Regions from separate parts of the Homo sapiens genome. Here region 2 is linked to region 1. Evidence: chromatin loops called from intact Hi-C (ENCODE). Cell type or tissue: PC-3. All regions are shown on one strand. Each heading gives the region's core, and the rest is flanking DNA. Links, peaks and the distances in the headings are about the cores only.

The links. Hi-C counts contacts between places; a loop is a spot of excess contacts. Peaks named below come from ENCODE experiments on the same cell type or tissue, not always from the same donor. Only the 100,000 strongest peaks of a DNase experiment are listed, where the experiment ranks them.
Region 2: it touches region 1 in a loop (4-fold over the local background); 2 of 110 quality-filtered maps call a loop at or near these places.

What each region holds. Positions count from the first base shown.
Region 1 is chr13:73,539,773-73,548,115 of GRCh38, reverse strand. LINC00393 (long intergenic non-protein coding RNA 393) reads left to right here. Exons shown (of 4, transcript NR_184171.1): 3 at 1,275-1,316; 4 at 1,442-2,215. Among named protein-coding and RNA genes, the nearest start is that of LINC00392, 20 kb to the left of the region's middle. In PC-3, for the core only: a CTCF peak has its summit at 3,728 (motif pointing right); a DNase peak (open chromatin) is centred at 5,455; H3K27ac peaks cover 1,746 bases.
Region 2 is chr13:73,424,571-73,432,913 of GRCh38, reverse strand. No RefSeq gene overlaps it. Among named protein-coding and RNA genes, the nearest start is that of LINC00392, 140 kb to the left of the region's middle. In PC-3, for the core only: no CTCF peak of the experiment used is centred there; DNase peaks (open chromatin) are centred at 2,993 and 4,553; H3K4me3 peaks cover 341 bases; H3K27ac peaks cover 4,853 bases.

The DNA of each region.
Region 1 (8,343 bases), core at 10-8,009:
GAATATATACTGAATGTCTTCCTAAGGACAAATTACTGTATAGTGATGGCAAATATTTGACTATTCTTTTTCTTCTTTATGTTTTGATACATAATTATAGCTATTATTAATCAAATTATCTCAGCTATAGTGAAGATGATGAATAGCATTTTTAAGCCTCTACCTGGAGAAATGAGGACAGATTACTTTATATAACATACCTGTGTTTGTCTCCATGCCTTCCAGAAGGTTTCACATGAATATATTTATATTTTATTTCTCTTAGCCTTATGTGCTTGGTACCCTCCACATTTGTCATTTATAGGTATATCTTTCTCAATTTACAAAATGAAGATATCAGCCAGGATTGACTCTTTGGCAAAGAAATAAACCCAGTGAATGTTTGACTAGCATTCAGTTATACTCTTTTAGATTAAAACTTCAAATGACATTTTCTGCATGTATGTAACACTTGGGAGAACCATAACACCCAGACTTGCTCATGGTTTTTCCTTAGGCTATCCAAATAAGAAAACAAGTCTGTATTTTCCAGACAATAAGGCTGAAAACAGTGTAAAGAAGTGTGATGATTCAGGTCAATGAGGTAATTGAAGAAACGTCATGACAACCAAAATTAAAATGACCAGTTTCCCATTTGCATGTGCCAGCAATTCCTCAGGAAATCTTTCTGGTTGCTTTTTGCTCCTATTAGACAGGATAATGTGGCTACAAATTATATCCAACTGAGAGAGGATTGACTCATCCTCAGCAGGTATTGTGGGAGCAGATAAACCCCAAAAGGACAACAGTCAGAGAAATAGCTGAGAACAAAGCAAAACACACACAAACATGCACACACATACAGATTATTACATTACATAGTAGATTATAAAATTAATATACATATATTAATTTTTCTCTCCCATTTCTACTGTGATAATTCTTGGTGATCATTTTAAAACTTTCAAAATAAAAAGTTCCTGTTAACTTCATACCACTCTAACTTGCTTCATGATTTGTTATATATACTATGGTACAAAACAATATTGAAGACCATGGCATCTTCCTCTTACCTACTCAAATGTTCTCTAGGACAGTAATGTCATCAGAAGGTACCTTCCTCCCATCTGGTCATGGCCTTCACAGTAACAAAAGGTGGAGGCATAATACCATTATGAGCCCTCCCTTGTGTTGGACATCCAGGTACACTTTTGCTGAGTCTTCTGTAGCCAGGAGAGACATAAAAACAGATATCCTGTTCTACCTACACCTGTCTCTTCTTCTGTGCCCCACAGGTTTGGAGGTCAACTGCAGTGAGGTCTCTATACCACAGAGTGGTGAGTCCCCAAGTCCCGGTGAACTTAGGAAATGGGCATTATCCTCTGGAAGACGTTTATAGAGGTGACTTTTTTGGTAAGTCCCTGGGACTCCTGTTGACATGGGAATTACTTTCTTCCCTCAGTTGTTGGCGTCTCACATGGCCATTCATCAGCTCAATACAAACAAGTCTTCACGGAGGTGGAGTTTCCTCCTCACCTGTTGCTAAACCAGGCAGCGTGGATTGGCATATTCACTGACTTCATGGCACGAAGGCCTACAAAAGCGGAACAACTTTTCACCAGTGCAAAAATGTTCCAAAAGATACTCTCTCTGTCCAATACACTTGTAAGTGCATTCTAGAATATAAAAAATAGAGAGAGATAAATGTTCTGTTGAAAGATAATCTCCCAAAATATAAGTTTTTATGTAAGACAGTGCTCTCAAGTCATAAATGGTAAATTCTTCTGAAAGTCACAGAGGAAATTACTCTTAAGACCTCTGTCTTGTTAAGTTATCATAGTAATAAAATCTCAACCTACTAAGGTAACTTTCTAAACATGTCAGAGCTTGAAAGTCTCTTGTAAACCTCTAAATACAAAGAAAACCTAAGTTTATTTATTGAAGTTCAAGCTGTAGAAATCTGACAGCTTTGAGGACTTTAAAAGATACTGAATCAACTGCTATAAAAGGAAAACAGTCTTGACAATTTTAATTCATATAGTATTACAACTGAAGAAACTATTTGATGATTTATGAAGGGCACATTTGCCGGCTGTGTTTTGGAGTTTTTGCATGAAAAGTGAATTTGTACTCAGACTGTTTGCATCTTCAAAGACCCATGAGCTTGGCTGTAGGGGCATGCAACATTAGGTTTGGAAATATATGAAATAAATATTGCTATGCCTTAAGAATGTGATTTAACTGTCAATTTGCTTTGATACGTAGGTTTAAAGTTTTGGGTTATTTTATATATGCTATTCATGTATATCTGTATTGGAGGCATCCACTCGCTGCTTTAGAAGCTCCTGGAGAGTAGAAATTGTCTCCATGTAGCTCTCAGCAATTAATAAACACTGAAGGCAACTGGGCTTTTAATTCTTTTTAATGCTTAGTTACTTAATTCAATATCTACTCCATTCTATTTGGTCTCAAGTGTATTGTGTGTGAACAGAATAAACAAAAGACTGAATGAATGAAGTCAGATGTAACTTAGACAAAGTTTCTGGAATGGCTCCTTAATAAAATCCTCTTCAAAGAATAGGATCCAAACAAAGAGAGGACACATGATTTCTGAAATTAAAATCACTGTCTAATTGGAGAAGATAAATGTACCCACGTGATTCATCCAGAGACTAATTACAAAGCAGCCTGTGAGCAAGTCTAAGATTGTTTAGTATACACTAAGTGTGCGGTTGCTAAACAGACGATGTGCAGATAAGCATCAGCTATGGGCAAGCGGTGGTCCCTGTCTTCTCCTGAACTCCTACCTTCTATTAATATTTCAACATTCCTCTTCCTTGGGAACTTATTCTCCAGGAGCTCAATCACTTTATGAACAAATATAAGAGAGACCTATGACACCCAAGATTTTCCCTTGTATTCCCTTTGAAACCAATATGTGTTTTGTTTCTTCTTGAACCAAACCATCAACTTTGCCATTATAACCTAATGGAGAGGGAAATTAGTTTAATGGGTCAGGTGATCTTTGAGTGTCTCTCAAATCATTGAATGCAATCAACTTTCTTTCCTGCCTGCTGGCTCCATCTGTAATCAGCAGAGATTTCTTGTACAGAGAAGAGTAAGGGGCACCTTCCTGAAAGAGCTGTGTTTGTATGCAAGGCACAGGAAAAACTGATGCTCTAACCTTCAGTGATGTGGTGAGGACTTGTCTTGGGCATAAAACTTAAGTCAGCACCAAATAACACAATAATCAGGATAGATAGTATTTTAATGCAATATTTTTAAGATAAAATATATGCAAAAATATTCATGATAAAAAATATCAAAGTTTTAAATAAAGACAGGATCAATACTACTGATTTTTTTCCTTTTGCCTTAAGCTCCAATATGACTTAGCATAGCAAGGTTACTAGTTCTATTTAAAAAAAAAATTAGTTTTGCTCATCGCGGATTTTCTTGCATTAATCTTAACTTTAAAAAATTTCGTTAAAATATTATTTGTCTTGATTATTGACATTTTTTATTGCCCCCTTAAGTTTTTCACCTGAGATAAGTGACTCATTCAGCTTACTTTTCCCCACTGATGATAAAGAGGAAAAGAGGGAAGATAAATTGCTATGGGGTACAAATGACGAATGTAGTTTCCAATAATGTCAGAATATTAAATTTGAGTTTTCCTGGAATGAAACAATGATTTAGAAAAAAGAAAGAAAGAAAATAATAGATCTGGGATATAGTGATATACCTGGGAATTCTCATAGCCACAAGAGGGCATCAATTAAAATTTTGAGAGAATATGCACTCCAAGAGAGTATGGAAGGAAAAAAACAGAGAACTAAGGACTTACCTGAGGAGTTACCAATAGTTCTAAATGACAGATCTTTCTCTATGGATTATTGTACCCAAAGCATATGACATTCTAGAACAGGAGTTCTTCAACTTGCACATGCATCAGAATCTCCTAGAGGGCTCGTTGAAGTGCAGATTGCGGAGCCCACACCCAGGATTTTATTTCAGTAGATTTGAGGTGGGGGCTGGCATGTCTAACAAGTTCCCAAGAGATACTGAGACTTCTTATTCATGGGCCACACCTTGAGAGCAAGCGGGCTAGAATAAATAGACTCTATAACACAGTGGTTTGTTCAAAAATTTATGTAGTAAAATACTCTATAGAGAAATCAAATTGTATCATTTCTTACTATAAACTCTTAAGGAAGAAACTAAAGTAATTCTTCCACCTCCCTTCCAAGACTAGACAGTAAGGGCAATAAAGAAAGAAAACTAGTTGGAGTAAGATAATAGAGAGTGGTGGAGATTGTCAACTGGAGATTACGTGTCCAGTCTAAAGGTATTGAAGTTTAATTAAAACAAAACAAATCACTATGTGAGACAAACAATTTCTGCCTTTAAAATTCTGGGCCCAACAAGAATATTAGACTGGATTGCCTGAGGCCAGGTGCAGTGGTGCGAACACTTTGGGAGGCTGAGACAGGAGCATGGTTTGAGGCCAGGAGTTTCAGGCCATTCTGGGCAACATAGTAAGACCCTGCCTCTACAAAATATTTAAAAATCAGCTGGGCATGGTGGTGAACACCTATAGTCCTAGCTACTCAGGAGGCTAAGGTGGGAGGATTGCTTGAGCCCAGGAGTTGGAGGTTACAGCGAGTTATGATCTTGCCACTGCACTCCAGCCTGGGTGACAGAGAAAGACCCCATCTCTAAAAATAAATTAAAAATAAAGAAATAAAAATAAACTGGATCACCTGAAAAAGAAAGGCTTTGGAGGCTTGCTGATTTAATATTTGGGAAGGGAACAACTAGGTTACTGGTAAATTGGTTTGACTCTTCAACTGAGGAGAAAAAGGGGCTTAGGGTGCACAAGTGACATAGGTCAGCGCCATTAAAATGCAGCCCCTTATTGCTGAGAGGACTAAGAACTGTGTCCTGTGACCTAGGAAGCTCTGATGAGGGTCTCCAAGTCACGTGTGGCTGGAAAAATTGGAACTGCCAGAGAGCAGTCCATCTGTGAACAAGCCATTGAAACATGGGCTGTGGCAGCCACAAGTAAACAGAGATTGAGGAATGATGCTGTTGTCCTCCATCATCCTGTACCCCCAAATCTTGAGGTCCTTAGCCCAAGGTAGATAATGAGGGTTCTGAAAATCACTAAGTTTGAAGTTCTCATCAATCTTGAAAAATAAAAAGCTCAATCTATATTTAATATAATTTAGCAAAATGGGGAAATGTGACATTTTTTGCATTCCAAGTGTTAGAGTAACCCATACTTTTTCAGTTAAAGAAGACAACTTGATAGCAGACCAGCCTAATCTGAAGTACTAGCTTGACAACTGTTAGTTTATAGAGTAATATATGGAACCCAATCTGTCTACCCCCCTACTCCAAGAATTTGCTGAGAAGACATCAGTTTCATTCCTGCTTCCTTTAGCACAAGGTGGTACAACCTGTTTTCCACACTGCAAAGGGTGAGTCAGCTGAGAATTATATAACAGTTTGGAGTATGCCAAGCAAGTTACCAAAAAGGGATACATCTCATGGTTAGGCATAGGTGCCTGAGTGGATCTCAGTGTAAATAAGCTTCCAAGCAGGCTGCCTGGGCTCCATTTTTAGCCTTAAAACCCATGGAACAGAGAGAGATTCATGGGATGATAAAATGTCCAATAAACTGAAATAATTCAGCAGAAGAAAGGGCTAAGAACCAGAGACATGCAGGTGCTATGGTCTGAATGCTTGAACTCCCCCAAATTTCATATGTTGAAATCTAATCACCAGTGTGATGATATTAGGTGATGGGTCCATTGGGAGGTGATTAGATCATGAGAGCAGAGCTCTCACTGAGTGGGATTAGTGCTCTTACAAAAGAGGTCCTGGCCAGGTGTGGAGTCTCATGTCTGTAATCCCAGCACTTTGGGAGGCCAAGGCAGGTGGATCATGAGGTCAGGAGTTCGAGACCAGCCTGGCCAATATTGTGAAACCCCATCTCTATTAAAAATACAAAAATCAGCCAGGCGTGGTGGTGCACGCCTGTAATCCCAGACACCCGGGAGGCCAAGGCAGAAGAATCACTTGAACCCAGGAGGCAGAGTTTGCAGTGAGCCGAGATCGCACCACTGTACTCTAGCCTGGGCAACAGAGCAAGACTCTCAAAAAAAAAAAAAAAAAGAGGTCCCAGAGGGTTGCCTCATCCCTTCCTCTAGGTAAGAATGCAGCAAGAAGATACCATCTATGAACCAAGAAACAGGCCCTCACCAGACATTGATTCTAAAGGTGCCTTGATATTGGGCTTCCCAGCCTCCAGAACTGTGAGAAATAAATTTATATTGCCTATAGAAATTTATTGTTGAAAGAAATACCCAGTATGTGGTATTTTGTTATAGCAGCCCGAACGGACTAAGACAGCAGGTAGTAGTGAACCATCTTCATCTTCTGAAACAGGTATCTGAAAACTATACCCAGGGGCCAAATCTGGCCCACCATCTACTTCTAGAAAGAAAGTGTTACTAGAATACAAACACACTCATCTCGGTATGTTTCCTCTAGCTGCTTTGCATTGCAATGGCAGAATGGAGTGGTTGTGACAGAGACTGTATGGCCTGAAAAGCTGAAAATATTTGCTATCTGGCCATTTACAGAAAATCTTTGTTTACCCTTGCTCTAGAAAGAAAGACAGGAAAGTTCGGAGGCTCCACACGTACTAAATTCACCTGGATTATGGTCAAGTTGCATTTTATTTACATCTCAAAGGTCAGTAGACCTCAGCGATTTCTGTTCATAGTAATATCTGTGGACAGATTTGACAGAAAATATTAATATTCCTGACCTGGTGAAATCTGAAAAGAGTCCTTATCCAATGGTGGCTTTCAACCTGTTTTTTAGGTTCAGTCTTAATAATTGGTCCCAAACTTCAGATCTTGCTGATCCACTAGCTGGATTTTAAGCTGGCTAAACTACTGCCACGAGTTGCCCATAGTTTCACAAAAGGTAGCAGGTTGCTTTCTGACTCTGCCTGACGTGACTGTTTATGAGTAAAATGAAGAAATTGTAATTTGTCCTCGCAGTCCTATGCCCCTTCTTTCCTGGTAACATCTCAGTTGCAGTGGCCTAGTGTGCTCATACTTTCTTCCTATCAAAACCTGCCCCTATAAGACAACATCTAAAATTCGCTCACAGTAAAATACAAATAATATATGTCAAAGTCCTAGAGACATCAGCAAGTGTGGGGTGGAGGCACAGTAAACAAATTTTTCTTTCATTCTCTCTCTTTTTGAGGTGGGGTACAAACACACAGAAAAAAAAAATACCAGGTAGGCTTGTAGCTTCCAGCCCCCAAGAGCCAGCCCCTCTGTGCTTAATCCTCTGTGCTTAACCTAAGAACCCCTACAACAAAATCACCCAGAATGGTGAATTTTCTCAAATATTTAGGGAAGAAATAATAACGTTCCTATTCAAATTTACTCAGAAAATAGAGGACGTGGGAACACTTCCCAACTCATTCTATGAGGTTAGTGTTATCCAAAGACATCATGAAACAAAAACTACAGAATGGTGTTCCTCGTGAATATAGATAGAAAAATCTTTAACAAAATATTAGCAAACCAAATCCAGCAACATATAAAAAAGTAATACATATAAAAATGCCATAAACCATGGCAGTAATTCTACCAGCTTAAAATTCAGCTAGCGGAAATCCAGCTTTACCAAAGAAGACAAAGTTGGTATACCACCTGAAAATGAATCCATGTAATACATCATGTTAGTAGAACAAAGGAAAAATCTACATGATCGTCTCAGTAGATTCAGCCAAAGCATTTGACAAGACAAATACCCATTCACAATACAAACGCTGAACAAACAAGGAATAGAAGGGAACTTCCTCCACCTGTTCTGAATATTTTATAAACAAACAAACAAACAAATACCAGCGCTAACATGATATCCAATGCTGAAATACTGACTGCTTTCCTCTTAAGATAAAGAACAAGTAAGGATGTCCACTCGCACAACTTCTACGTAACACTGTATAGGAGCCTCTAGTCGAGGTAACAAGGCAGAAATAAAAAATTAAAGGCATGCAAATTGGAAAGGAGAAAGTAAAGCTGTCTTTATTAGCAGGCAACATGATCCCAAATGTAGAAAATCATAAGAAATACACAAAAACAGAGCAAAAAGCTAATAGAACTAATAAGCAAGTTCAGCGAGGTTACAGAATACAAGATTGATAAACAAAAAATCAGTCGTATGTCTAAATATTAGCAAACAATAGAAAATAACTTAAGAAAATGATTTCATTCCAAATAACATAAAAAATAGTAAGACACTTAAGAATAAATTTAACAAAACAGGTGC
Region 2 (8,343 bases), core at 344-8,343, 120 kb after region 1:
TTGCATTTTCTGAAAATGTGTATTTGGTAGTGAGATATGGTTGATGCATAGAGAGAGAAAGAAGAAGACTACAAGCAACGAAAAGTTGGAGCAGGGCACGGTGACTCACGCCTGTAATCCCAGCACTTTGAGAGGCCGAGGCAAGTGGATCACCTGAGGTCAGGAGTTCAAGTCCAGCCTGGGCAACATGGTGAAACCCTGTCTCTACTAAAAATACAAAAATTAGCTGGGCACGGTGTCACGTGCCTGTAATCCCAGTACTTGGGAGGCTGAGGCAGGAGAATTGCTTAAGCCCAGGAGGGAGAGGCTGCAGTGAGCCGAGATCCCGCCACTGCACTCCAGCTTGGGTGACAGAGCGAGACTCCGTCTCAAAAAAAAAAAAAAAGAAAGAAAAAAGTTGTTAGACAGTAACAAGTGTTATTTTACAGAACAGTTTCCCTAGGGAAGTAATGGAAGCTATCATAAGATCACTGAAATCCTGCTTAATATAATATTAATGAGGATTTTTGAAAAAAAAAACACTCATCTTGGCAGCAAAAACACTGATTAGTCGTCATGTTGATTCCATTTATTTCAATGATGTTGTACTGCAGAATTTATGTGACTCCTAATTAACTCAAGACTATAAAATATAAAAGTATCATATTCATTGGGCAAGCCATAGAATGTATATTTCAGCACTTAAGTGAAATTAACAAATGATAATGATATTTATCTCTGGGGATATTAGATACTAATAACATTGATTATTCATGTAAGTGCCAAGTATTTTTATAATCTTACAGTTCTACTTTAATAAATACTATCATTAATTCAATCCTATGATGCTAAGTTCTACAGGTTAATTATATATGTTAGGTTATTTTCTTGTTACCAATTTCAGTTATTTTTAACTGGGTTTTCTTTTGTTTGAAAAAGACCTAATCACCTTCATTAAATTGAGTGATTTAATTTAATCATTTAAATAATTAAATAGAGTGCCTTCTTTAATTAGCTTAGCTAACTATGAAATCTACTGAATTAGCAATTTCATGGTTTCCCTCCTTATACCTAATACCATAGTTGATGCTGCATTCCTTATGTAGACTTAGGATAGATTTTCAGCAATGATGTAATGTTATTTTTTAAAAAGTGAGTTTTCCGACCAGGTGCAGTGGCTCACACCTGTAATCACAGCACTTTGGGAGGCTGAGGTGGGCAGATCACCTGAGGTCAGAGTTTGAGACCAGCCTGACCAACATGGAGAAACCCCGTCTCTACTAAAAATACAAAATTAGCCAGGCATGGTGGCACATGCCTGTAATCCCAGCTACTTGGGAGGCTGAGGCAGGAGAATTACTCGAACCTGGGAGGCAGAGGTTGCAGTGAGCTGAGATTGCGCCATTGCACTCCAGCATGGGCAACAAGAGCAAAACTCTGTCTCGAAAAAAAAAAAAGCGAGTTTACCATTTCCTTTCAAATAACCTGCTTTTCCTGCTGAGTATCCTCTTCCCCTTCTATCATCCCTGTCACCAGATCATCACACTCTGCATCACTTCTGTGATATCACCACCACCTTCACCACTGTCACCACTACCACTACCATTACCACCAAGTCCTGCATGTATTTTTCTGGCATATTGATCTACTCTTGTGGTTTGTGAGATTGAGCTTGCCCCCAAGAATATACCGAGCCCTCATAAAACAATCTTGTCAGACATGTGGTCCCTATCTTCCAGAAGGAGCTTAACCCTCTCTTGCCTTATTCTCCACTTCTTTTCTTCAAAAGTTTTCCATTCAAACTAGCTCACTTACTATTTCCTTTCTGTAACCTGGTCCCCACTCCTTCCATTCATACTAACTTCCACTTAGATTGCTTTCCTTTCCCAAACTACCAAGATCCAGTGCAAACACCATGCTCTCCAGGAAGCCTTTCATGTTCTCTTCCCCAACTGTAATTCCTGTCTCTTCTAAACCTCCATCTCTGCATGTCCTTTAAACTAATTATCACTGTCTACCTTTTATTCTAATATTTCATGTTTTCCTCATAGTATAGTTTAATAAATGTTTGTTGATCACAGTTTTATGGTGTTGGTCACAGTTTTACCTGCAGGAGTTACATGTCTTTTGCTTCCACTCGAAAAAGAATGGAGGTGTCGAAAAAATAGGTGGATGCCTTTAAGATACAACTGACCAACGGCCCTGAACTTTCCACCTCAACCTGATATTCTGGGCTGAATTAAGAAAAAAAAAAGCATCCTCATAGCTGTGGAGGGGAAATTAATAAACCTTGATTCTGAGAAATATGAAGAAGTCATTTCCCTTTATTCTTCGTTTGGTGACACCATAAACTGGTCTGATAGACATAGCCAAAGAACAGCTTTCTCTATCATTGTCTTCTCATGTTCACTATGCCTTCTCAGAACCTAAAGGCTGGAAGGCGTAATGGAGCAGAAATTTTCTGCCCTGTTAGACACGGTAGTCTGTACCTAATGGTTCTGATGCCTTTAAATGCCCTCCATGATTATGGGATGGGAAGAGGGGAGTGTGTAATGTGGTGGGCACAAACTGGCCTGAAGAGACAGACCAATCTCAATTTAAATACTGGCTTTAGTACTTTCTAAAAGTCATTTCATTTCTTGAAGTCTCAGCTTCCTCATCTGGTAAAAAAAATGTGAATAACATCTACTATCCCATAAGATTTTTAGATGGATTTGAGTTTAAGTAGACAGACAGAGAGACATTCTCTAGAACAATACCTATTATTCCAGAAAAAAAATGACATAGTGTTTTCAATTTTGCCAGTAACTTCAATTGGAATGGATTCCATATTTACCAAATTTAGAACCGTAATGTAGTTTGGGATCTCAGACAAATAGTAAGACCAGTATATATACCAAAGGTCTAAGGCTACCCAGACAATTGTGTTGATATTAAGTAAATCAGAGATCAGGGCAGTAAATATTTATAGCAAATACAAGCCATGGAAAGCTCTATTGTGTCTTAGGAATGAAGAGTGACTCATGCATTGCTGCATGTTCAGACAAGGAGTGGTTGAGGAAGAAATCACCTTTTTTCCAGTTACCCAGCAAAGCTTTGGGGAAGAGGTGAAAATAGGGGAAGAAAGGGGCCTAGCTCAGCTAAGAATAGGTGGTGTGTCCAGAAACAGGGTTTAAGGATTAAAAGATAATGAGTTTATTAGCTCACCTAAAGAGAACTCACAGGGACTAGAAAACAGAAAAATAAGAAACACCTGGGTTTCTTTTCCTGGCACATACTTGCACGATCTCTCTGAGACTCATTCTATCATTTACTCACCCATTCATTCATTCATTCATCTATTCAGTCATTTACAAATATTTAGTTAGAAATCATGTACTGAGCAATGAGTAATGAACACACTGTGGAGGGATAGAAATGTCTTGAGTGTGTAATTATGAAAAGATAGATGTATTCCATAAGAAAACCCTCATTTCAATTTCACTTCTTTTTTTTTTTTTTTTTTTTTTGAGACAGAGTCTTGCTCTGTCATTTCACCCAGGCCGGAGTGCAATAGCGTGATCTCGGCTCACTGCAACCTCCACCTCCCAGGTTCAAGCAATTCTCCTGTCTCAGCCTCTCAAGTAGCTCCCAACTACAGGCACAGGCCACCACACCCAGCTAATTTTTGTATTTTTAGTAGAGACAGGGTTTCACCATGTTGGTCAGGCTGGTCTCAAACTCCTGACCTCAGGTGATCAGCCTGCCTTGGTCTCCCAAACTGGTGGGATTACAGGCATGAGTCACAGCCCGGACACCTCATTTTATTTCTTGATTTGATGAGGGATTTAACTAGATAATTATGTATCTCTGCCATCTCCAAAACTGAAATTCTGAGTGATGAAACTCACTTTGCCAGTTTGCACTTTGCAATTTGGCAAAGGTCATCAAACAGAATATTTCCCGTTTCCAATGTTCAGCACATCTGACAACCCTGAAGGGCTCCTATTACCTATGCATGCACTTGTGCACACACTTGTCCCCACAGGCCTGCAGACCTAATGACACACAGATATGTCTGGGAGTGGCACTAAGCACTCAGGGAAATGTGGACATTAGAAAATTATCTTGGGAAATTATCATGGGTTTAAAATCATGCATTGAGGTCAATATGCAAATAATTGCATCAAGTATTTACTCTTTATGAGATAATACTACTAAAATATTATCTTCTAAGGATTAAATTTTTGGTCTATTTCTATCCAATGAATTTCTTTTAAATCTGCAAAGTGAAGACATTTTCTCATGTTTCAAATATGAAAACAATGAGTTCTGATGATTTAAAAAAATCTCAAGTAACTTAAAATTGTTTAGTGCTAAAACTGCAAGTATCTCCCTCTTCTAGTGTTTGAGTCACTTATCTCAGATGTATTAGTCACATTCCTTAAGGCTGAACTTCATTTTATTAATTTCTGAAAATTTCTCCTTATGTAAGGAGATCTGGAGCTCTGCAGGAGCATTAGAACAAGATCAGTCTGTTCTTAACGTGACAAATTATACGGTTTCTATGTGAACATTGCCCTTCTTGATTCAGAGTCAGAAAGCATGAGAGTTGAGATGACTCACAGTTTCCCGACACTGGAGGAACTAGTTTACTTCTGCAGCCCCTTAAATACCATCAGAGACTGACTTGATTCTTCCTAAGTACAAGCAACTTTTGGAAAATCACATTCTAGGTAAGTGAGATAGTGTGGATAATGTACAATCTCAGTGGAAATTTAGCAATAGAATTGTATCAGTCAAAATCAGAAAAGGAACTAACAAAGCCCTTTGTTAACCCCCATGTTGCCCCTCGATAAAATCAATATTTAAACATTTTAGACAGATGTTTATACAGTAAGGTGACTTGGTAATGTTAATATTGGCGAGGAATACCAATGTCTTGATATTCCTTTACAAACAGGTTTCAAATTACAAAAAATAAGTCACAGATAGATGTATCAATAACATACCAATGCTCAGAGCACCCCCCTAAAGCCCAGGAAGCTGGGCTGCCCTTCTCTACTTGGCTGAAATATTGCCATTTTCCTCCGCAGCCTCAAATTCTAAAACTATACTATGAGTTATTTTTGCTTAAAGGCCATGAGTGTCAGAATTGCAGTCCAATCTATCTCAATATTTGCATATGTAATAGTAGAATGAGTTCATAGGTAGAAAAAAAATAAATCTTATAGCCCCTGTTAGGTAAATTACATAATTTTCTTCTGCCAAGATTCCTTCATCTATTTTATCAAAAAAGGATAATGAGATCTATCTCACTAGCATTTGTGAATATTAAAAAACAGCATTTAAAGTGCCATTCTGCAGATGTTAGTTAACATCCTCTTCTCTTCTTAAAAAGTCATGGAGTTTTTCACCACAAAAATAGATTGAATAAGGATATATATGACATTTTTCAAAAGAGTTCAAAAGAAAAAATAATTTGCCAAAGAAAAGAATCACAAAAGGACTAATGAAAGCTCTAGATCAAAGACCGCCTACTATTATAGTAGTTACCAAACAAACTACACTCACCAAGCTAAGCCTGGGATCACCCGATCACAAACAACTCCAACACTCCCCTGGCTGGGACATCCTGGAGTCTGTTGCAAGTGGGCCACTTGGTGACAAGCAAGGGTTCTGGTGACAGGAAGAGCTTTCTCGCACAGTCCACCTCCAGCCCACGCCATCCTCCTCAATCTCCTGGGCTTAAGCAGTATGGAGGCAGAAGCCAGAGCTTAGGAACAATAACAAATGTGTCATCTCTATCAAATCCTTTCTGAAAAGACGGAGTATGTGAAAGAAGAAATAAACAAATTTTAGAGCTGGGATGCAACCATTATGAAAAGTAGAAAGAGCGTGGACTTTGGAGTCAGACACTTGCTCTCTGCCACTTCCTAGCTGTGTGTCTTCTGACAAGTTCCTCAAGCTCCCAGGCTCAGTTTCCCCATTGTCATATGGAGTAATAATAGCTGCTAAGGAGGTCTATTCTGAGGATGAATAGATACAGTATACGTAAGATGATGTGGCCAGGTTCCCAGAACCTGGGCTGCCCTATAGATATTAATGCTCTTCCAATGTACATAGATGCACTGACCTCAGAACAGCATTTGATGTACTGGGAAGAAATGGAGAGAGAAGATAGAAAAAAGGCCACTAATAGCAAATAATTGAAGTAGTGGCAATAGTAGTAGTAATAATATGTTGAAAGAATGGGCAAGGAGCTAGCCCACCAGCCTAATACTGATTCAGAGTTAGAAAATGCAGAAAATATGATATTTTCAATAATGTTATGAAAAAGAGGAAATGAGAGTTACAGAAAAGCAAAGAACTTCATCCTTTATCAAGATGATTTGTCCCTCATAGTGAACTATCCAAAATACAAAAAGGCTGGAAGATTCATACATTCAGTTAGCCCATAAATACCAGTAATTACCAAGTTAAAAATAAAAAAGAATAACATTGATTGTGGGTTTTTTTCTGATAATAAAGATGGAAAAATGATGTCAATTTGGAAAATTTAAGTACAGAAGAGTTTAAACAAGAAAATAAAAAGCATTAAATTTATCTAGACATATATCATGTGCTTACCCATTTGTTTATTTATTCAACAAATACGTATTTTTTCATTCAACACATAAGCCAGGCACTGTTCTAAGTAATGGAGATCCAACAGTGAGCAACAAGAAAAAGTCCCCAGCTCAAAGGGCTTACATTCTACTGGAGAGAGAAAGGATGAAAAAGGAAAACAAGTCACTTGCTCCTAAGGGCTATTTAAAAAGAAGGTTGGGGGGAGCTTTCTAAGGGAGAGAGGAAATACTGGGGTGAGACTGGAATGTCTTTAAAAATGGGTATGCACGCAAGGAGATGGCTCTTATGCAAAGACTTTCAGGAGGTGACAGCACCAGCCATGTGGAGCATTCCAGGCGGAGGTAAGTGTAGATGAAAAGAACGAGAAGGTGTTCGGTGAGAATTAGCGACACAAGGGGCTAGTGGGGCTGAACCCGAGTTTTTTTGGTTGTTGTTTTTTTATTTTATTTTATTTGTATTTATTTATTTATTTTTGAGACAGAATCTTGCTCTGTCGCCCAGGCTGGAGTGCAGTGTCGCGATCTGGGCTCACTACAACCTCTGCCTCCTGGGTTCAAGTGATTCTCCTGCCTCAACCTCCCAAGTAGCTGGGATTACAGGCGTGCACCACCACACCTGGCTAATTTGTTACTTTTAGTAGAGATGGGGCTTCACCATGTTGGCCAGGCTGGCCTCAAACTCCTGGCCTCAGGTGTTCTGCCCGACTAGCCTCCCAAAGTGCTGAGATTATAGGTGTGAGCCACTGGGCCTGGCGAAACCGAAAGTTTGAGAAAAGTGGTGGGCAATGAGTTCAGAGAGAGAGCAGAACGTCAATCAGGAAGGCTTTTGCAGGCCAATACACAGAACTGGCTTTGCTTTTGGAGGCTTCCGAACAGAGAAGTGACATGACTTGATGCATGTTAAAGGCTCAATCTGTCTCTGGCTGTTGTGCTGAGAAAAGGGAATGGAGGGAGGAAGGGCTAGTGCAAAGACCCCAGTTAAGAGATCTCTGCAGTCACCTAGGCAGGAGATGATAGAGGCAGGAGCCAGAGAAGAAGTTGGAGATCGTGGAAAGGGATCAGATTCTGGACACTTTGAAAGGAGAGGTGAATGGATTGAATGTGGGTGTGAGGGAAAGAAAGAAATCAAAACAGACCCCCAGATGTTTGACTTGAGCAATTGGAAGGATGAAGTTTCCCTTTATCAAGATGGGGAAGACTAGAGGAGAAACAGATTTAACAATTTATGGCTAGAAATTTAAAAATCTGAATGTAGACACATAAAGTTTGAGATGATTATTGGCTATCCATGTGGAGATGTCTAAAAGATATCAGTGATAGGCATATGTTATATACGTATGTAAATAACAAAGAAGAATCATACACTATACTTTATTCAGTTTTGTAATATGTTAGAAGTATTTTTTCCTAATCTTAAATGTTCTTTGAGAACATTATTTTAAAACTTTATAATATCCCTTGCTATATCTTAACATTCATCTACTTTTATACATTAGTTTCAGTTTATTATTATTAATATATTATGGTTTAATAAAAATCTTTGACAGCCTCACTGTCTCCTTAAAGGACTCATCCAGTTACAAGGTCGAAGAGTGTGAAGTCTTTTAAAACACGATACATATTGAATTGCATTACCAAAAGCCTATACCAATCTAGAGTTCACTCCTAGGTCTCAGAGTACCCACCTGTTTAACTACATATACTTTTGCCAAAATAGAAGATGATCATTTTCAAAAGTTTTTTCCAATTCTATAAG